2 separate regions of the Homo sapiens genome follow, and region 2 is linked to region 1. Evidence: read pairs that join two places in POLR2A ChIA-PET (ENCODE). Cell type or tissue: PC-9. All regions are shown on one strand. Each heading gives the region's core, and the rest is flanking DNA. Links, peaks and the distances in the headings are about the cores only. Region 1 overlaps SIM2 (SIM bHLH transcription factor 2). Region 2 holds the start of LOC105369305 (a long non-coding RNA gene).

What was found. Peaks named below come from ENCODE experiments on the same cell type or tissue, not always from the same donor. Only the 100,000 strongest peaks of a DNase experiment are listed, where the experiment ranks them.
Region 2: POLR2A ChIA-PET joins it to region 1 with 18 read pairs; 3 of 35 experiments call an interaction of 5 or more read pairs at or near these places.

The regions. Positions count from the first base shown.
Region 1 is chr21:36,717,546-36,728,923 of GRCh38, forward strand. SIM2 (SIM bHLH transcription factor 2) reads left to right here. Exons shown (of 11, transcript NM_005069.6): 4 at 2,276-2,384; 5 at 5,500-5,585; 6 at 8,574-8,773. Among named protein-coding and RNA genes, the nearest start is that of SIM2, 24 kb to the left of the region's middle. RefSeq lists an enhancer at 1,967-2,753. In PC-9, for the core only: no CTCF peak of the experiment used is centred there; no DNase peak of the experiment used is centred there.
Region 2 is chr21:36,770,941-36,782,318 of GRCh38, forward strand. All of the region lies in intron 6 of HLCS (holocarboxylase synthetase), which reads right to left. LOC105369305 (a long non-coding RNA gene) reads left to right here and starts at 6,947. Exons shown (of 2, transcript XR_937700.3): 1 at 6,947-11,378. In PC-9, for the core only: no CTCF peak of the experiment used is centred there; a DNase peak (open chromatin) is centred at 2,391.

The DNA of each region.
Region 1 (11,378 bases), core at 1,964-9,963:
CAGACGATTCTCCTGCCTCGGCTTCCCTTGTAGCTGGGATCACAGCCGCATGCCACCACGCCCGGCTAATTTTTGTATTTTTAGTATGACATGATTTCACCACGTTGGCCAGGCTGGTCTTGAACTCCTGACCTCAGGTGATCCGCCTGCCTCGGCCTACCAAAGTGTCAATATATATTTTCTTAAGCCAACTCTCTTAGTTTTTAGCTTCTGCCACTCCGCACCTGGACAGGCCTTCCCAGGGCATAGTCATTGCCACCCTGAGGAAAAAAGGAAATGGTCCTGTCCCAAATGGCTGGCTTACCTGTTGCCAGTTTATTTAAACTTTTTAAGGATTAACAGGAATGACTCGAAAGAAGAATATTTAGTTTTATTATTTTTCTTAAATGAAATCCTGTAATAAACTTTTCAGGGAGGCGAATGTCCGTCTGGGAGATCTGTTGAGAAAGTGCCAGGCTTGGGAAGTGGGTGTTAAGTAGAGGGTAGGGAGGATTCCTCTAATAGGATTCTCTCTGTTGCTCTGTTTGCATAATATTGGAAGGAAACATTCCATGAATAATGTAAAACATAGAACTGTGAGAGCCGTTTTAGGGACAAGATGACTTAGCAGGCCAGAAGTGTAACTTATTCTGAATAAGAAAGCAACTCGCTCTTCTTAACAAATTGGAAGAACTGGCTCAGAGGAGTGCGATAAATCACTTCACCCCTCCACGACCCCTTGGTCCCAAGTAAAAGCTGATGGCCTAGATGCTAATCTGGAACTGCAACTCCCAGAACTTCTCCATTAAGCAGCTGGCTGGGTTGTCCTGTTGCGTGAGGTGGCACCGTCAGGATGGCCACTTTGCAGATAATCATGTTGTCTCTCCTCTGATGGAGAGCCACAGGCTCCCAGCGACACCTGCAGCAAGACACACCTAAAAATAACAAGGGGGTGGCTCGGGACAAGACACACCATGAGCCTCCTTTTGTTATCTTGAGTTACCCTCTCTCCTTCCGGCAGGGTCAAGAAGGAATTCTCCAGACCTACCCAAGATCCTTCGCCACCCAAGGACGGTTTCCCACATGCTTTGAGTTTCTTCTCAGGCTGGGCACTGGGACTCCCCTTGGTGGTGGAGGAAGTCCTACCACTGCCCCTGGGCCTCCCCTGAACAATGCTGGGGTTCACCGACTCACTGTCCTTGTCTGCCACCCTCAGCACTATTGATTATAGCTCTAAAAATAGGATCCACCCACCACTGCTCAGAAGGCTGCTCTGCTAGTCATTTCTAGAACATTCTGTGCCACTGTCCATCTTAAGGTGGGTGGGGGCCCAGGTGTTGAGACTCTATCATATCCTCTCCTGGTGCTTATGTTTGAGAGAACATTCGAAAGATTCTCAAGTTCGGGAATTTGGGCCTCCAGGGACCTCTGTGTAAAAATTGTAACTATGATGGGTATTTTCCTGGGGCCATCCATTCCTGCAAAGTGACATGGATGTGCTGTCCTCTGTGGGCTGTGTCTGGAAATAGGTAGCGTCGGACTGTTGAGGCAGCAACCCCAGGACATAATCCCCATATAACGTGGCTCTCTGGAGCAGGCCCAGACCCTCCCGCAGGGCACGCACAGCCCCAGCCACACCCCTGGGCGGGAGCCACAGAATTAGCACAGTCATCTCGGACTGGGAGGGCCAGAGACTCATTGCTGGTAATGTGAGAGAGGCCTGGCAGCGCCTGAGGGGCACAGCTCAGAGTCGACGAAGAAAGGGCCTTTGTCTGAGTTCATGTCCTCCTCGGGCGCAGTGGCGCCCCTGCCGTGGACGGCTGGTCGGCCTCGGAGTGGACAACACTTCCACAGGGAGCACTATGTGGACAGGACAGCTGGCCTTCTGGCCACCCAGTCCCCTCAGATCGCCAGCAAGGGAAGGACAGAGACCCTGGCCTGGGTCTGTTTCAAGCCCTCTTCTGTATGAAGGATGCTGCCCAGGCCAGCAGCGCCGCCCACCTCTGGTGCCCACCTTTTCCACCCTTTGCTTTCTGGTCCTTCCTGCTAAGGGTTCTCTTGGCTGCAAGCTCAAGCCTCAGTGCCATGGCCTTTTTAGACAGTGTGGGAGACAGTTCAGAGCTCTGAGCTCTGTTGAGAAAAGAAAACTGTTTCTGCGTTTGGCAAAGGTGTGGGTTGTCAGCAGAGATCAAAGTTCTGTTCCTGGCAGGGTGAGCACCTGTGACACACCTTGCCCCTCCCCCTGCGCCAATCCCAGAGAGGCGGTGGCATTTCTGACCCTTCCCTTCCACGGCAGGTGGAGCTCACGGGCAACAGTATTTATGAATACATCCATCCTTCTGACCACGATGAGATGACCGCTGTCCTCACGGCCCACCAGCCGCTGCACCACCACCTGCTCCAAGGTATTCCATCCAGAGGGAAAAAAAAAAACAGACTAAAAGCAAGGCGACATTCTTAAATGGAACTCAGGGCTTTGCTTCCCACATCTGCCAAGTGGCTGGGCATGACTAGGACTGCCCAGCCCAGGTCTCTCCAATACACACACAGCACCCACCACGTGGGGATTTGCATTGATACCTGTGTCTTTTAAGCCAATATTCATCAAGCTCCTATTGTTGGCCAGAACCCGTGTTGAGTGCTAGGTAGAGGACAAAAGTGGTGCAAGCCTGCTCCCCTCGTGCTCTTGGGTCAGAATTCCAGGGATTACAGCATCACGGGTCTAGACCAAGCTTCTCCTTAACCAAGATGCCGTGCCTAAAACTCGGGGGTCGGGGGTGGTCCATGACATTTCATGGGGAAAATTACATATGTGTTTCCTCCAGTTGAAATTTGGCATTTCCTTTGCTTCTGATGATAGATGATAAACCATCTTGGGGTCCCTAGTACCTGTGGCTTTGCCAACAATAGAAATCACAGATGTTTTCCATATCATAGGAAAGTTTTGCAGGTTTAAACATATCGCTTATGCCCACATGCCTACTTCAAAATTTCAGGAGTTCTAAGACCTGCTACTGAATCTTCTTATTTATGTATTAATAAAGCAGCACATTTATATCCGTATCACTGTGTTGAAATATTTTGATAATTATTTTCCAATACAGTTGCTTTTTTGGTAATCTTATATATTTTATTTTATGTATTTAAAAATGTTACTCCAAGTAGGGATCTGTAGGTTTTGTGCTGTGGCACAAATCATTAAGAAGCCCTGGTCATTACACAAATGACTCCTTAAATTTCAATTGTGATGAGTGCTAGGAAGATACAGAAGGACTTATTCCAGGGGCCCTGGCCTTTTAACTCCCTCCAACCATCCAGTGAGGCCAACAGGCCTCTTGACAAATGGGTCTTATGTGTGCTTTGGACTATGGCACCCAGCTTGGCCAGAATACCCCAGTGGAACAAAATGCAAAAGAAGAGGCTTTAAGGGTGATGAGAATGGGGTAGCTGGCTGCAGGAAAAACATGAGTTGCATTCTTATTGCTGTCTTCTGGGGGTTGGTGGGGAGAGGTCATTCTCGGGCTGGGAAGAGAGAATACAAAATAGCACACACAGTTGTAAAATCCCTTGCAGACAGTTCTGTGGCCCGCAAGTTCCAGCTCCAGAAATAGTCACTGGAGTCTAATTATTCCTTACCAAGGAGAGAGCCTGGCATGTTGGTTTCTGAAATGAGATGGGGCACCTAGTTGTAGCTAAGGTCTGATTCTTGGATATGATATGTCTGCAGACATCAACATGAATCATGGCTCTGAAGAGGTAATTTCTAAAAAATGAGGGCTAGGCTAGAACATCGCACCTGAATCGAATTCTTTCACTGTGGGGTTGTTTAAAGCTGGACAAAGACAACAGGTGTCAGAGAATTGCAGAACATAGTGCTGTTACTGTTTTTGAAAATTGCACAGTACGGTTTTTTGTTTTGTTTTGTTTTTTGGAGTTGGAGTTTCATTCTTGTTACCCAGGCAAGGAGTGCAGTGGTGTGATCTCGGCTCACTGCAACCTCCACCACCTGGGTTCAAGCGATTCTCCTGCCTCAGCCCTCCCAAGTAGCTGGGATTACAGGTGCCTGCCACCACGCCTGGCTAATTTTTTTGTATTTTTATTAGAGACAGGGTTTTGCCATGCTGGTCAGACTGGTCTCGAACCTCAGGCGATCTGCCCACCTCAGCCTCCCAAAGTGCTGGGATTACAGGCGTGAGCCACCGTGCCTGGCCTGAAAATTGCACAGTATGTTAACTGTATGGGACTGGGCTTTCTCCCCCTACCCCCGGTTTCATTTTACCCTGCCTGGGTCATAACCTCCCAAAGAGGGATTATAAATGAGAGCAAATGAGTCTTGGGAATATCATGAGACCCTTTCATGCCCTGTTTCTGTAGCCTTTGAGTCTGAAGCAACAAGGGCTGGAAGCATTGAGGCCGCACCTGACTCATTTCCACAGCCGGCCGAGGGGTGCAGGGGTTGAGATTCCCAAGTGCTCGATTTTCTCCCCAGCTGCTCCATTTTCTCCCCAGCTGCTCCCTTGCTGACTTTCCGTGTCTGAAATGACCCCCGTTGTTTTATGATAAACCTGTGAGAAATGGGCTCTCCCCAGAACTTGGTAATTGATGACCAGTTGATGTATTTTTAGACCTGAGCTTCCACCCACCGTGCTTGTCTGGAAATGGCTGGGGCAGGCAGCCATGTTAGAGGGAAGCTTTTTGCCCAAAGACACCATCTGCAGGGGGAATTGTGGGTAAAATATGGCAGCCTCTCCAACTGGGGCAGGGGGTGCCCTCTGAGGTGATTCCTGAGCTTCCACAGGGCAGTGACCTCAGGGAGGGTGGAAGACTTTGCTTCCATTCCTAGTGGTAACCTTCCTTTAAAAATTCATGTATTAACCTCCACCAAAGGGCTGTTTATTTAGAGTGGAGTGACCTCGCCCTCCCTTAGAGGTCCTTCTCTATTTGTGTCTTAGAGTGCTGGTGTCCCTTCCTGAAACAGAGGGTGTTTCCTTAGGGGACACATTTGCATTGACAATAGTGAGGTCAGAGATTTGCGTGGGAGGCCTGCAAAAGCAAAGTGAGTGAGTGGGAAGGGCAGAGCCCTGGAGAGACAGAGACGGGGTGGTCCTTCTGGGGCTAGAAATGAGGGTGAAAGCATGGATCTGCCAAGCCTTGGGTCACACACACTCAAGTCCTGCTACCCTGAGGGAGGTCAGAGGCTTCTGGGCCTTCCTGGAGCCCACGGCCCCCAGGAGCGGGCGACGGCAGGTGGAGCTCTGCAGGGCCCATCAGGGGCCTCAGGGGTGGCCTCGTTTGGCTGCCTTCCTTTAGAGCCAAGGAAGCCACACCAGGACTGGGCTGGTGTCTCCACTGCCCCACCCAGATCTCAGCCAAGGCCGAAGATCTCTGAGCAGGGTCTGGGCACACTGAGAAGGCCTCTGGGTGCTGCATCTGGCCCTGGGAACACATTGGTGCGGTTGGAATAAGGATGGGGGAAGCACGGAGGGACAGCTGCCAACCTCATCTTGCTCCTGCTTGCAGAGTATGAGATAGAGAGGTCGTTCTTTCTTCGAATGAAATGTGTCTTGGCGAAAAGGAACGCGGGCCTGACCTGCAGCGGATACAAGGTACGGGGAGTCATGGGTGCGGGGAGGAGCTGGCTAAGGGTCTTCAATGTGTGTTTTCAAGAGCGTCTGCAGAAAGGAAGGCACGGGAGCACAAACTCGTCATCCCCACTAATGTAGAGCTCTCCAGCAACGTGGTGCACAGTCTCTTGGAGGCTCATGTGAGAGCTGGTGTTTTAGGAGGATGTTCCAGCTGGCTGGAATTCATCGCATAAGACCCGGAATCAGTGTGGCTTAGGGCAGATTTTATTAATACCTTGGCACTTTCCATGTGGACCAGTCCCAGTGGAGCCACCGCCTCTGGAGTTTATAGAGGCCCATCCTCCTGGGCACAGTGCAGCTGGCAGTGGTATCCAGAGCACGGACACTGCCCTTCCCCTTGGGATGCTCCACCAAGTTCCCTGCCGCCGATGACGGTGTGCACCACAATAATGCTAGCGCCCTTTCCAAGGTCCAAGGCAGAGCTTTCATCTGCGGCACCACACCTGGGCCACTCCCTCAAGCATCTCAGCTGCCCATTGGAATGAGCAGCACTGGCCCAGTTTTCTAGTCAAGGACCAGAGGAGGGACGGCAGAAGGGGCTTGGTGGCGGAGCTGGGACTCTGAGCCCAGCCCATGCTCCTCCCTGGCTCCACGTCTCTGCCAGACACCACCGCTTGTTCTTGTTAATTCCAGAATGGAGGAGTAGGTCATGTCTCAGGGCACGAGAGTCAGCCGCCCCCCAGGGAAAAGTGGGTCGGGGGAAGTCTGTGCTGAGTGCCCCCCGCCAACACTTTTGTCCCCTCTCTGGGCTCCTTACCCTCCTCCCAGGCATCTTCACTGCCATCTCTCCAACCTCAGAGGACAGACATCATAACCCATCAATATGAGGCTGAAAGCTGCCAGAAACTTTCTTCCAGGAGGATTTGTCTCTTAGAAAAGAAGGGAGGAGGATGGGGTGAGAGGAAAGGGCACTTTTGTGCCTTTGTCCTCTCTTTCTGGAAGGCCCCGCCCCAGCTCCCCTCTTTGACCCCACTCTGAGCTCCTCCTTTGACCTATATCTCACTGTGCTGTTACAGTTCGGGGGACATGTTTCTTCCTTTTTGTCCCAGATACTAAGCCTCTTTGGGCCACGGTGGGGCCCCAGGAGCCAACAGACATTCTTCAGGGCACTTGGGTCTTTTTGTTAAGGGACAGGGTCTTGCTCTGTCACCCAGGCTGGAGTCCAGTGGTGCAATCACAGCTCACTGGAGCCTCAAACTCCTGGGCTCAAATGATCCTCCCACCTCAGCCATCTGTGTAGCTGGGGCCACAGGCGCACGCCACCACACCCAGCTAATTTTTAAAATTTTTTGTGGAGATGGGGTCTTGCTGTGTTTCCAGGCTGGTCTTGAGTCCCTAGCCTCAGTCAATCCTCCTGCCTTGGCCTCCCAAAGTGTCAGGATTACAGACAGGAGCCACCGCGCCTGGATGGGACTTGGGTCTTGACTTTTTTTTGCCACTTATTAACTGTCCGCTGTCCAATCTTAAGCAATACACAACACCATCTTGTTCTTGGTTTCCTCATTAGTAAAATGGGAGAATAGACTGGAAGGATTTTAAGATTTGTTTTAGCCCTAAAGATGATGAATGCATTCAGAAATCCTGGAGAAAGAGTTTTGGAACAGAGAACTTAAGGCTAAGATTCTTCACTGTTGTCATGATGATATTGACCCTGTCAAGATTTCACAGACTGCAGCTTGAATAAATGCTTCCAGTAGTGACGCTCGAGGCTGTACAGATGTTTCTGTTTGACACCGAAACACTGCATTCTTGTCTGTATGGCTTTTGGCTATAGCAATTGGAAGGGCTTCTGTAGGGCCACTCTGGCTTATTATTATGAGGAAATAAAATCTTGAATTATAAATAAAGGAAATAAAAATACATTAAAAATGAAGACTTCAAAAAATTGTACTGGGGCAGGGCACAGTGATTCATGCCTGTAATTCCAGTACTTTGGAAGGCTAATGTGGGAGGATTGCTTGAGCCCAGGGGTTCGAGACCAGTCTGGGCAACATAATGAGACCTTGTCTCTACAAAAAATTTTTTAAAAAATTAGCCAGGCACGGTGGCACATGCCTGTGGTCCCAGCTACTCAGGAGGCTAAGGTGGGAGGATCACTTGAGCCTGGGAGGTCAAGGCTGCAGTGAGCCTGATTGCACTACTGCACTCCAGCCTGAATGACAGTGAGACCTTGTCTAAAAAAAAATCTACGGAAAGAATTGTTTATTTACTGGTACAGCGTGTCGAGTGATACAGATGCCAAGTTCAATCCCATTGGAAGGTGGTAAGCAGCATCGTCAGTGATGCAAGCACTGTGGAACAAATGGTTGGCCTCCCCCAGATGCCTTTATTGTGTTACCTACTCACAGCTTGGCAGTGAGCTCATATGTATATCTCCATCATATATGACAGGGCCCTAATTTGTAGTTACTTACAGTACAGTCAATTGGATAAGACAACCCTTATATTTTATTATGATATTTTTTGTTGTCTTGTGAGTTTGTTTTGTTACCCTGGCTGGAGTGCAGTGGCACAATCTCGGCTCACTGCAACCCCCGCCTCCAGGGCTCAAGTGATCCTCCCACCTCAGCCTCCCAAGTAGCTGGAGACTATAGGCATGCACCACCATGCCCGGATAATTTTTGTATTTTTTGTAGAGAAGGGGTTTCGCCATGTCACCAAGGCTGGTCTCGAACTCCTGGACTCAAGCAATCCCCCGACCTCGGCCTCCCAAAGTGCTGAGATGGCAAGACTGAGCCACTGCTTCCAGCTGTTATGTTGTTTCCTAAGAAGCACAGCTCTCCACTTCTCCTAAGCAATGAACCGGTGCCTGTCAGCACATTGGGCCGCACAGTGGAGTAGAGGCTGGGCTGGGAGATATTCTAGCATGTTTGAGAAAATGAGCCAGGAGGAGTGGGCTCCAGCCCAACCCCAGTGGCCAGTGGCTGACCCTGCCCTCTCCACTCCCAGGTCATCCACTGCAGTGGCTACTTGAAGATCAGGCAGTATATGCTGGACATGTCCCTGTACGACTCCTGCTACCAGATTGTGGGGCTGGTGGCCGTGGGCCAGTCGCTGCCACCCAGTGCCATCACCGAGATCAAGCTGTACAGTAACATGTTCATGTTCAGGGCCAGCCTTGACCTGAAGCTGATATTCCTGGATTCCAGGTGAGTTCGGCACCTGCCACAGTGGCTGTGGCCTTCTGGAAGACACCGGTGGTGGAAATGGGTCCCTGAAAGCTGCCATCTTGGCCAAATCATAACAAGGAATAAGTCATAATAGGAATGTGGATTAAGCAAAACCAATTTATGAACTGAAAGAACATATGTCAGCCTTAGGACTCAAGGGCTTGTTTTACTTTATTTACTTATTGATTTACTTATTTTATTTACTTATTGATTACTTATTTTATTTACTTATTGATTACTTGTTTTATTTTATTTACTTATTTGAATCACTAGAGTTTGAAATGAAAACATGGGCTGTGAGCACAGGTTGGGCTTTTTTGAAGGCCATGATGTCAGAGCTCTGCCTCCTGCGTCCAAGGAGGACTTTAGAACAAACAGAAAATTTCCACCCTGTGTGCGGTGTGTGGGGGGCCTTGGCACTCAGGCTGGTGTGAAGCCACCACAGGGCTGAGGCTGGGAGCAGAGACGCTATCTACCCTGGGGGATGCTCTTCCCACAGCTCATGGGTGCCCTGTCTACATCTGGGCTGGGAGGAGGGGATTGGATGAGGTCATTTCTCCTGGCCTTGGGGAGTACCTCTCTCCAGACCCGTGCTGGAGTGGCCTTCACTCTCCCCTAGAACCGGCTGCAGTCCCAGTTTTTTAACTGAGTCTGCAGTTAAAGTCTGAGTTTTTTAAAATTGAAGTGAATTTTAATTTTAATTAATTAATTTTTTTGAGACAGAGTTCCGCTCTTTTGCCCAGGCTGGAATGCAATGGTGCGATCTCAGCTCACTGCAACCTCTGCCTCACAGGTTCAAGCGATTCTGCCTCAGCCTCCCAAGTAGCTGGGATTCCAGGCACCCACCACCATGCCCAGTTAATTTTTGTATTTTTAGTAGAGATGCGGTTTCACTATGTTGGCCAGGCTGGTCTTGAACTCCTGACCTCAGGTGATCCGCCCGCCTCAGCCTCCCAAAGTGCTGGGATTCCAGGAGTGAACCACTGTGCCCAGCCTAAAACTGAATTGAATTTTTAAGTGACAAACGCTAACTGCGTTTGGTTTTCAGGGTTTTGTGGTGTTTGTGGGGTACATTGTGATGCTTTGACACATGTCCACTCTGTGGAACCATCAAACCCCTCCCAAGTCTTGAGGCCACGTGCTAGTCAGGCCTCTTCCATGTTCTTATTTGTAAAACAGCAGCGCAGCCTGCCCACTCACTGCTAGGAAAGATGAGATTAGATAATAGACGGAAGCATTGGAAACAGTGAAGCCTCTCTTACCTGCAAGGCCACTTTAGCTCTTGGCAGGTAGGTTCCTCAGCTGTGCAGTCGGGAATAAGCCATCAGAGACCCCGCTCCTGGCGTGGGGTGTGTGTGTGCGATGAGTCTTTGGCGGGGGGAGGAGAGATACATTTTGCTTTCTGTATGTCCAGAAGCCAGGATTTACTGTTTTCTTTTCTTTTTCACTTTTTAAAGTTGTGGTAAAATACACATCACATAAAATTGATCATTTTAACCATTTATTGATGTTCTATAGAGAAAAAACAGATCTTCCTGGTTAGGGGCAAGAGATAAAGACAGGAGTCAGTTTGGCTCCTTGTCGACACCCTTCAGGACCACTCAGAAGCAGGGTGAGTGTGTCAGGGTCACCAGCATCTTCCCAGAAACTCCAAGCAGACAGGAAACAGCGCTCTTTGGGGAAAGCTGCCAGCACCTCTGGGGACGGCCAAGAGCGACAAATGCCATTTTCCTGCCATGCAGAGGGAGGCGCTGCAGGGAGAGAAGGCAGCCAAGCTGCCCCAGCCAGGGTGGACCCCTCTGCTCCCTCTTTTCTGACTTGGGAGCCACTTCTGAGAGGTGGCTGGAAGGACATCAGCTGCCCAAAGTCATTATCAGAGACATCTAGGAGGATCCAACTGGTTTCCCCCTTGTTTCGTCTCCTAGTTTTCCTCTGGGCCTTCTAGGAAACCCCTGAGACTGATGAATTCTGGAGAACAGGAAAGAAGTGGTCTCCCCAGAGGAGAGACCTGAGGGCTTTTCAAGCCGTTCAATCCACATTGCCTGGAAAGGCAGCCAAGGGTAGAGGAGGTTGTGCCTAAAGGAGGCCTGGACAGGGCCTGGATGGGGCTTTGCAGCGCCAGAGGGGGCTCCCGCGTCTCAGGGTGTAGGGGCTGCACCCCTGGAGTGAACAGAAAAGAAGGCTGGTGGTCTTGAAGGAGACATCCTGCCTCTCCCAGATCTCTGGTTGTTCCTGCCATATCAGGAAACTTCTAGCAAAGCCTTGAGGCCTTTTCTGAGCTGCAGTCACATGGGAGGGGCTGAAAGGGGTCAGAAGAATGCTGCAGAGGCCTTCCCAGTCACCACAGTCAGTCTGTGACCAAGGGGATGGGGCCTGGGCTGGCCCAGCCCTGGGAGGACAGCAGAGTGGCCAAGCAGGGTGGGAGATGTCCCTTCTGAGTCCAAACCCCAGAAGCCAGACGAGGGCTTTGCCCGAAGTCCAGCGGCCCCAAGTCACAGGAGCGAGGGTGGTCGTGGGCCTGTCTGGCGCCACACCCCGCACAATCCCAGACACAACTGAACTCGCCGTAACCTGAAATTGGGTT
Region 2 (11,378 bases), core at 2,338-10,337, 54 kb after region 1:
CGGGCGTGGTGGTTCCCGCCTGTAATCCCAGCACTTTGCGAGGCCGAGGCAGGCGGATCACGAGGTCAGGAGATCAAGACCATCCTGGCTAACACGGTGAAACCCCGTCTCTACTAAAAATACAAAAAAATTAGCTGGGCATGGTGGCGGGTGCCTGTAATCCCAGCTACTCGGGAGGCTGAGGCAGGAGAATGGCGTGAACCCGGGAGGCAGAGATTGCAGTGAGCCAAGGTTGCACCACTGCACTCCAGCCTGGGCGACAGAGCGAGACTCCGTCTCAAATAAATAAATAAATAAATAAATAAATATAAAATAAAATAAAAAGAAACAAGACAATCAACAATAGTTATTTGCAGTACCCATTTCATTATAACTAGTGAGCAGCTTATCTGATACTAACAAGTGAGCAGAAATTCTTGAAACCAGTCTGTTCAGACCCAGTGATAGCCTTAAACATGGTTTACTTCCTGACCCGGGGACTGTATTTCTACAGAATTGAAGCCTGAGGAGGACTCAGACAGGGACACAAAATAATTCAGGGGCTCAACTGTTCACCACAGCATTACTGATGCAGTGTGAAAAATCAGAAATAATCCAAACAGCCCACTGTTGAAGAATTAAAAAACCCACAGCAGTCCCACATGAAAGCCCATCATGTGGTCATCAGTAATGTGGGCAGATGACCACCGGACACTTTTAGGTGATTTAATCAGGATGCAAAATCCTACAGACAGCGTGAGTCCAATCATGTTTTGAAGTATGCTTTTAAAAATTATGGCCGGGCGCGGTGGCTCACGCCTATAATCCCAGCACTTTGGGAGGCCGAGACGGGCAGATCACTTGAGGTCAGGAGTTCGGGACCAGCTGGCCAACATGGTGAAACCCCATCTCTATTAAAAATACAAAAAATTAGCCGGGTGTGGTGGCGGGTGCCTGTAATCCCAGCTATGTGGGAGATTGAGGCAGGAGAATCACTTGAACCCAGGGGGCGGAGGCTGCAGTCAGCTGAGATCACACCACTGCACTCCAGCCTAGGCAACATAGAGACTCCAACTCAAAAAAAAAAAACAAAAATTATTAGGAAATATACCAAAATAATAGCTGCAGTTACCTTGGGGAGTGAACATATTTGAAAAATATAGAAAAATATTAAGTAGAACATAAGTCATCTAGGTAAGTCCCACTTCTCATTAAAAGTGTATATTCTTTTAGAATTTCTCTCTTTTTAGAAAACACAGATATATTTTACAAAGTATTTTTCTGATAATTAAAAATTTTTTATTTTGGAGCTCTTACAATGATGTAGATATATAATTATAGACATTATATTGTTAAAAAGTGAAAAAGAAGGTTAAAAACAGTATCGTAGAATGATTCTCTTTATATACGATATGTATTTATAGAAAAATACAGGGGCCAGGCTCAGTGGCTCATGCTTGTAATCCCAGCACTTTGGGAGGCTGAGGTGGGTGGATCACTTGAGCCCAGGAGTTCAAGAGCAGCTTAGGCCACATGGCAAAACCCCATGTCTATCAAAAAATACAAAAATTTAGCCAGGCATGGAGGTACATGCCTGTGGTTCCAGCTACTTGGGAGGCTGAGATGGGAGGATCACTTGAGGCAGGGAGTTCAAGGCTGCAGTGAGCAAAGATCATGCCACTGCACTCCAGCCTGGGCAACAGAGCAAGACACTGTCTCAAAAAAAAAAAAAAAAAAAAAGAAGGACACATATTAACAGTGGTTATCTCAAGAAGGTGGAAGAGGCCGGGCGTGTTGGTTCACGCCTGTAATCCCAACACTTTGGGAGGCCAAGGCGGGCAGATCACGAGGTCAAGAGATCGAGACCATCCTGGCCAACAGAGTGAAACCTGTCTCACTAAAAATACAGAAATTAGCTGGGCATGGTGGCGCGCACCTGTAGTCCCAGCTACTCGAGAGGCTGAGGCAGGAAAATGGCTTGAACCTGGGAGGCAGAGGTTGCAGTGAGCCAAGATTGTCCCACTGCACTCCAGCCAGGTGACAGAACAAGACTCCATCTCAAAAAAAAAAAAAAAAAGGTGGAAGTGTGGAAGTAGAATTATATGATGATTTAAATGTCTCCTTTATGTTGTTCTATATAATCTCTGGGTGGTAAGATTTCAAGTGATTTTTATTTCTCTCTTATACTTTACTGAATTTTCCAATATTTTTATAATTGTAGTGCATTCATTTTATAAATCCTATTAAAAAAAGATTTATTTAAGCCCAACCTATCAGTGGATTAAGCTTGCAGCTGCCAGTTCACTAGTTGGTGGAGCAATCTCCTTTCCAGCACAGATTGGCAAAGAAAGGGCGGCCAAGTGCAGGCAGCTTTCCCAGGCTGCCATACCTGTCCCGTGGCTCATTCCCTGCCGCACAGGCCAAGGCCACGGAGGGCTGGCAGTCTGCCACTGGGAGCAGCTGGCCTCTGGAAGCTGGGCTGTACCTCAGACTGGCCTCCCTTTCTAAAAGATGTTGTAAAGTCTTTCTCTGGAAAACACACCCCAAACCCTCCTAAGTCTGAGGCATCGTGCCCTGCAGCAGTCTGGCATGGGGTGGGTGTGAGGCGACCTCGAAGTCTCCCTCGGGCCTGGAGGGCTTCCTCAGCTCATGGTCCTGGCCTGACACCAGTCTGTGCTTCTCTTTGCTATCTTCTTTACCCCCCAGTTTTCTCAGCTCTGACCCTGTTCTTAGCTTACAGAGAGACACACACTCTCATGAGTGAAAAAGAAAGCCAATGGGAGGTGGCGAGGAAGAGGGAGAAGGGGGCCCCAGGCAGTCACACATTGAAGGTTCATAAGTTATTTTTCATTTTAAAAAAGCTGACTGGAAGATGAATTCCCACTGTTCATAACCCTGCTGCCCTCTGCTTAGTTCAAAGGAAGCAGTGCCGAACTTCATTTCAGAACTACTTTTAACACATATTACATTGTAAAAACCAACCATTACATCTGAGTAGCACTTTCTAAAAAGTTAAAACGCTAAAATATCAAGATATTTCATTTTTGTTAAAGTCACACTTTAACAATACGATTGATTTTTTTTAAGCTACTTTCTAGGCAGGAATGCACAAGATTGTTTTTTGAAAGGAAATGAACAGTGGTTTCTGCTAAAAAACGCCTCCACCGTAAAATGGAGTGAGGCCCATGAGACAGCTGTGCAACGCATGGGGACACAGTCAGGGGCAGAAGAGGCCCGACTTCTGACAGGTGACTTCTGAACTGGCGGCAGGGTCCACGGCACAAAGCTGAGGTGGCTGCCCCAGGACACTGCAGGGTCCTAGCCAGGGACCCTGGGGATATTATTCCTGGCAGCTACAGGAAGGTTCCCAAGGAACTTTAGAAACATCACAGCAGAGTGGAGACTCAGACAGGGAACGGGACAGATCTGGACTCGAATCCCAGTGTTGATATGAACATGGAGTAAGGGAATCCATCTCTCTCAGTCTCTCCAGTCACCTATAAAATGGAACATTTTGTGCAGTGTCAGTAAAAATGAAATATGATGGAATTTGCAAAGTGGTCCCTGTCATGTCGATCCTAGAACTTCTTGCTGCCAGAAGACAAGCAGCGCCTCCCCTTACCTCCTCCTCTTGGGGATAAGGAGGGAAGTCAGGGAGACAGAGGGAAGGAATGGAATGGTGGGGACAAATGTGTGTGTTTTACGACTCCTCAAAAATTCTATACGTGATGCCTCTCCTCTCTGTACCCATCCCTCATCACTTCTACCTACACACACTAAGGTGATCTCTATCTGGGCTAAAAACCTTGTAAGTGACACTAGCAATGGGGGATGCAGAATCTTCACTTCCAGTTCTAGGGTCTCTGAACCTACTCAGCAAAGCTACACATAGTTGGTTGAACTGGCTCTTCGGCTGACTTTGTTTAGGTGACTGCTTAGAAACACTGTTGGTCAGAGGTGTGCCCAGGCAGATAATAGAACAGTTTTATTGATATATTCTTCCATTCTATTCTGGATTTGACACTACGGCCTGCCCTTTCCTCAATGCACTCTGTTGGTATGCTTTAAATCATATCCCCTTTCCGCTCTTGGTGTAGAACAGGATGAATGTTTCAGTAGGAGGCAACACGGGAATCGGGACTGTTCAAAGAGCAGAGCCATCACAATCCTCCCACTGGAGCTCCCCAGAAGCAGAGAGATGCCTGTGGGTCAGGCCCTCTGTTAGAGACACCCGCTTCATTTCCGTAGCTCCTGGCATACCTGCCCTTCTTACGTTTTTGGCTAATCTTCCCCACGTCCAGCATAAGAGCGTCCACATTGCTGCTAAATAAATCATTTCATGGCTCCCAAGGAGCCCAGTGGATTCAGCTTTCAGAATGAGGCTCCTTTTTGGTAAGTCAAGCATTTACTAATGTTGGTCTGTATTATCCAATCAAAGTGAATACAAGCCACTGTTTCTTACCCTGACACTTCACCATAAATACTAGATGCCTGCGCATCCACTGCCTTCTATCTTAAACTGGTGCTATTACAGAATTTACAGATGAGCAAAGAAGCTTGCATAGAGAGAAATATTCATGGTGCCCACAGCCACCTCTGTGGCTGTACCTCAGCGGTAGCCCTGATGGCAGATCCCTGCCTCTGACGGCGAGCCTTCACTGCGCCACTGCACACCAGTACTCAGACTATCTGTCCCCACTCCTCCGCCAGGAGTCTCCGGATCCTCCACAAGATCTTCTCACCCCCCTTTTCAGGCTGTTCAGATCTCATAAATATGTCCATTTTTCTACAACTGGGTGTGGAGCGGCTCTTGGTGGAGAGTGTCCACAGCCTTGACCATAAGTCACCTGCCCCTAAAGAGGGTCTGCTACTGGGAAGTGCTGCCGCTATTTCAGAGGATGGACACCGACTCACGTGGACGACACAGCAAGCAGATGTCTGCGAACAGTGTTTCTGCAGGCACCAGGTAGATGTTTCAACTGGTCACCTGGAATTCACACCAATTTTTTGTGCTATGAGTGGCATTTTAGGTTCGTGATCTCATCCAAGCCTTCCAAAGCTGAGAAGAAGTCCTTCCTCACAGACAAGAGGACACAGTCTCAGAAAGGCAAAACCACTGCTATAAAGCCACATAGCAAGCAAACCAGAAATTCAAATCATGTTCTGGTTGGTTGTAAGGTCTATAATACTTTTTTCTTTTTAACCTTTTACTTCGAAATAATATCAGACTTAAAGAAAAGTTACAGGAAGAGTACAAAGCATTCCTACATGCCCTTCACACAGCACCCAGATTTCCTAAAGGTTCACTTTTTACCATATATGTTTTGTCCATCTGTCTATCCATCATTATTTTCTGAACCAGTTGAGAGTGAGCTGCAGCCCTAATGTCTCTGTATTCCTATATGCGTCTGTGTAGCTTCCTAAAACCCAGGGTTTATCTTACCTGATTATAGTACAATCACGGAAATCAACAGCCTTGTTACAACACTATTTTATGCTTTTTTTTTTCTTTTGAGATGGAGTTTCACTCTGTCACCCAGGTTAGAGTGCAGTGGCACAATCTAAGCTCACTGCAACCTCCGCCTCCCAGGTTTAAGCGATTCTCCTGCCTCAGCCTCCTGAGTAGCTGGGATTACAGGCGTGCACCACCATGCCCGGCTAATTTTTGTATTTTTAGTAGAGATGGGGTTTCACCACGTTGGTTGGGCTGGTCTCGAACTCCTGACCTTGTGATCCACCCATCTCAGCCCCCCAAAGTGCTGGGATTACAGGCGTGAGCCACCGCACCCGGCTGATATGGCACTATTATCTAATCCAGAGGTCAGCAGAATTCTCTATAAAAGGTCAGAGAGTAAATACTGTAGGCTCTGCAGCCGTATGGTTTCTGTGCTCAATTGCTCAAACCTGCCGTCCGAGGGCAAAGGCAGCCATGCCTGTGTCTCAACATTTACGGACATAAAAATTTGAATTTTACATAATGTTTGTGTATCACAATATATTCCTTTTAACTAATAGGCTTTTTTATTTTTTTTAGAGCAACTTTAGGTTTACAGAAAAATTGTGCAGAAAGAGTTCCCATATGTCCCCTTCCCCAACAGTTTCCTTATCATTCACATCTTGCTGTGGTGTGGTCATTTGTTACGATTTCTGAAGCAGTCTTGGTATAGGACTATTAACCACAGCTCACTGCTTCTGTTAGGGTTCGTGCTTTGTGCTGTACATTCTGTGGGTTTTGATAAATGCATCGCATCTTGTGGCCACCATGTCAGCATTACACAGAACAGTTTCCCTGCCCTAAAAATTCCCCTGTGCTTCACTTATTCATCCCTCATCCCTTCCCCTCCCCGAACCCTTTGGCAACCACCGGTATTTTTACTCTCTCTATAGTTTTGCCTTTCCCAAAGTGTCATATAAATTTTATTCTTTAAAATTTTTTCTGACCCTTTAAAATGTAAAAAAACATGCTTAGCTCTCATGCGGCACGAAAACTGGCAGCAGGCCAGACTCGGCCCAAGGGCCAAACTTTGCCAACCCCAGATCTCATCTATAGAGTGTATTCAAATTGTGTCCATTGTCCTAGTAATAATGCTCTTTTTTTCTGGTCTAAGATCAAATCCAGGATCATCTGATGCATTGAGCTGTCACGGCTTCTTCGTCTCCTTTAATCTGGTTCAGTTTCTTAGTCTTTTTGTTTTTCATGATCCAGACATTTTTGGAAGAGCAGGGGCAGTTATTTTGTCCTATGTCCCTCAATTTAGATAATCAGATACCCCCGTTATAAGACTCAGGGGTGCATTTCTAGCAGGAATACATGGAAGCGATATTGTGACCTCAGGGCCTGACATCGGGAGGCAGGCAGTGCTGTCTCCTGACATCAGGGATGTTAACTTTGACCCACAGGGTTATGTGGTTTGTGCTGGGTTTTCCCACTAAATTGCCTTTGTAATTAATAAGCACTTATGGGGAGATAAATCTATTTCTCATGAAATTTAATCTATTAGTTTTAGTATCCATGAATGATTCTTGCTTGAATCAATTATTATTTTTATTTATTTTTTATTTTTTTGGAGACACAGTCTCGCTCTGTCGCCCAGGCTGGAGTGCAGTGGCACGATCTCAGCTCACTGCAAGCTCCACCTCCCGGGTTCACACCATTCTCCTGCCTCAGCCTCCCAAGTAGCTGGGACTACAGGCGCCCGCCACCACGCCCGGCTAATTTTTTTGTATTTTTAGTAGAGATGGGGTTTCACCATGTTAGCCAGGATGGTCTTGATCTCCTGCCCTTGTGATCCGCCCACCTCTGCCTCCCAAAGTGCTGGGATTACAGGCGTGAGCCACTGTGCCTGGCTGCTTGAATCAATTATTATTATTATTTTTTGAGACAGAGTCTCACTCTATCACCCAGGCTGGAATGCAGTGGTGCAGCCTCCACTCACTGCAACCCCTGCCTCCTGGGTTCAGGCGATTCTCCTGCCACAGCCTCCCGAGTAGCTGGGATTACAGGTGTGCACCACCATACCCAGCTAATTTTTGTATTTTAGTACAGACAGGGTTTCTCCATGTTGACCAGGCTGGTCTCTAACTCCCGACCTCAGGCGATTCACCCGCCTCGGCCTCCCAAAGTGCTGAGATTACAGGTGTGAGCCACCGTGCCTGGCCTTGAATCAATTATTTACTTGATGGTTGCCAAACAGATTTTTCTGAACCATCATTTCTTCCATATTCACTTGTGAGGTTCTACTGTAAGGAGTAACTTTTTCTTCTCCCCTCCACTTATTATTTATCTTTTAATTTATTTATATCAGAGTAGACTTATAGATTCTTATTATTTCAGTAGATTGTATGCCTTCCTATCATTTTTTATTTTGATACTCAAATAGCCACATATCTGGCAAGTGAATGCTCCTTCAGTCTGGCTCCTGGGTCTTACTGGTGTGTCCCAGTCATCTTTCAGCATAAGAGGTCTCTACTTTCAGGCATAAGAGGTTCTAGGCTCATCTTGAACTTTCTCAGCCCCTGCCCTGGAATCAGCGATTTCTCCAAGGAGCTCTGGTTCCTTTTGGTGAAAAACGGTCTTTTAAAAAAACTGGGGCTAAGAAAGAGATAGAAAATGTGTGCATGTGTGTCTAGGGTGTATATATGCATTACAATTGTCCCTTGGTATTCATGGAGGATTTGTTCCAGACTGCCTCCCAAGTCCCACAGTGAGCTCTGTGGAACCTGAGTACACAAAAAATTGGCCTCCATATACATGGGTTTCACATCCCATGAATAATCTGCTTTGGTTGAAAAAATTCCATGTGTAGTAGACCCCTGCAGTTCATACCCCTGATGAATCAAAGGTCAACTGTATTTCCTTCCGTCCATCCATCCCTCCCTCCTTCCTTCCTTCCCTCCTTCCTTCTTTCTTTCTTCCTTCCTCTAGATTCTCATCTTCTTTCTCTATCTAATCTATCCATCTACCACCCATCCATCCATCCAGTTTGAAAACCATAAGTTCATCATAAACTCCAATCCAATCCAATACCACAAGGTTCATTCTAGCCCCTCCTTTTCTATATTCATAAATTCTTTCTCCAATAGTGGGAAATCTGGCTTGCATTATCTACACTATTTATTCATTTGCTCAATGCCATAATACACAGGGGGAAGTGGTCTCAGCAGTGCTGATCCATATTACTGCGAAATCACACTTACTAACTAGAGTTCAATATTTGTTTACAGTTTTTTTTGCCCTTAGCCTGAGGGTATAGATTCAAATATTGTATTGAACATTTCCTTGGATTTGTTCTTTTTTTTTTCCCCTTTACTTTAGTGTGGTTATTTTATTTGTCTGAAATCAGGTTAGGTTTAACTGTACTTCTATATTACATTTTACCCCCACACCCAAACCCCACCAATCCTTCTTTCTTTTTCATTGTTTAACCTGGTTCAGAGTCGGAACTGTACACAGACAAGTATACTCCGAGAAGTGTCACACTCCCCTACCCATTCCTTCTACCTAGGTCTCCCACTCCACCTCCTTTCTGTAAACCACAAATCAAAATCTCATTCATTTCTGGTTTATTCTTCCTGTGTTCCTTTTTGCACAAATGAATGGATACATGCATATTTTCTTATTTCCTTGTCTTCCTTACAGAAAGTTACCATTTTGTAGATGCTCTTTTGTCTCCCCCATCCACCTACCCCACACAATTAATATACCCGGGAACCACTAGGTTGCATACTCCTTATGAGAATCTAAGGCCTGATGATCTGAGGTGGAGCTGAGGCGGTGTTGCTAGTGCTGGGGAGCAGCTGCAAATAAGTTCATAGAGCTTTTCCTCATTTTTTCTTTTTTTCAGACGGAGTCTCACTCTGTTGCCCAGGCTGGAGTGCAGTGGCGCGATCCCAGGTTCACACCATTCTCCTGCCTCAGCCTCCCAAGTAGCTGGAACTACAGGTGCCCACCACCACGCCTGGCTTTTTTTTTGTATTTTTAGTAGAGATGGGGTTTCACCATGTTAGCCAGGATGGTCTCGATCTCCTGACCTCGTGATCCGCCTGCCTCAGCCTCCCAAAGTGCTGGGATTACAGGCATAAGCCACCGCACCCGGCTCCTCATTTCTTCTTAAAGCTGAGCAGACTCCATTCTGTGGATGTAGCACAGCCTCTTCAACCACTCTTTTATGTATAGGCATTTAGGTAGTTCCTAAAAGGACAGTATAATGAACACTCTTATTCGCATGGATTTTTATATTGCTGGAGGTATATCTTCAGGGTAAATTGCTGGAAGTGGGATGCTGAGCCAGAAGGTAAACACACTGGTAGCTTTATCAGATTCTGCCAGAACCCCCACTACTGCACACAGCCGCGCAGAGATACCTGTTTCCCTACAGCCTAACCAATGGACAGTGGCGTGTGTCTGTGCATGTGCGTGTGTATACACAGTCAATGACCAGTTAATGTCTTTTGAGTTAACTCAAAAGTTAAGAGTTTCTTATATATTAGGGCAGAGTCCCCAGCTCTGCCCCACCCCCCCACCCCCCAGGCTGCACAGCAGGAGGTGAGAAGCAGGCAGGCAGGTGAGTAAGAAAGCTAGAAAAGCTTCCTCTGTATTTACAGCCGCTCCCCACAGCTCACGTTACCACCTGAGCTCCACTTCCTGTCAGATCAGCGGCAGCATTAGATTCTCATAGGAGCCCTACTGTGAACTGCGCATGCAAGGGATCTAGGTTGCATACTCCTTATGAGAATCTAAGGCCTGATGATCTGAGGTGGAGCTGAGGCGGAGGTTGCAGTGAGCTGAGATCATGCCATTGCACTCCAGCCTAGACAACAGGAGCGTGAAACTCTGTCTCAAAAAAAAAAAAAAAAAAGCCTTGATGGTATTTTTAGTCTAAGTGCATTAAATGTATAAATTAACTTGGGGAGAACTGACCATCTTTGTGATTTTGAGTTGTCCTACCTATGAGCAAAGGATGACTTACATTTGTTCAAATATACTTTTGTGTCTTTCAGATTGTTTTAAAGTGATCTTGTGTTGATTGTGCATATTTCTTATGCACTATCTTACGTATTTTATCTTATTTGTTGCTATTATGAATATATCCCATAATTTCCTTTAACTAGTTATTGCTTGTTGTATATAAAAACTATTGATTTCTGTATAATAATTTTATATCCTGCTCTATTACTGAATTCTCTTATTGTTTGAGTTAGAGAATCACTGATTCTTTAAGGTTTCTCATTTCCTCTGCAAACAGATAGTTTTACTTCTTTTTCAATGATACCTTTAATTGACTTCTCTTGTCTGTTTGGATTGGCTAATACCTTTAGTACAATGCCAAACAGAGGTGGAGACAGTGGGCCTCCTTGCCATGTTTCTTAGTGTTTCCCTGCTATATAAGATGCTATCTAGGACTCACAGACACTTACAAGTCAGTAAATTATCCACTAAGTCCTATTTTTGGAATTTTTAAAAATCAGGACAGGGTGTTGAATTTTATAAAGTGTTTTCTCAGTATCTATGGAAATAATCATACATTTTTCTTTTTTGATCTATTAACATATTAATGAGTTAAGAGATCTATTAATTTTTTTAATATTAAACCAATCTTGCATTCCTAGAAAAAAAAATCACATTTGTCTTAATGTTAGATTCTGTTAGTTAATATTTATTTAGAATTTCTGCATTGATGCTCATTAGTGATACTGGCCTGTAATTTTTATACTGTCTTTAACAGATTTAAGTATCAATATTATTTACTTCATTGAAATGAATTTGAAAATTTTCCTTCATTTTTGATGAGCCCATCCTTTTTCCACTGAAGTACTCCTTCTGAGGAAGACTAAAAAAAAATTTCTGCCAATGATCCTGTAGGAAAATTCCAAAAGAAACCTTTTTGATTTCTTCTTGA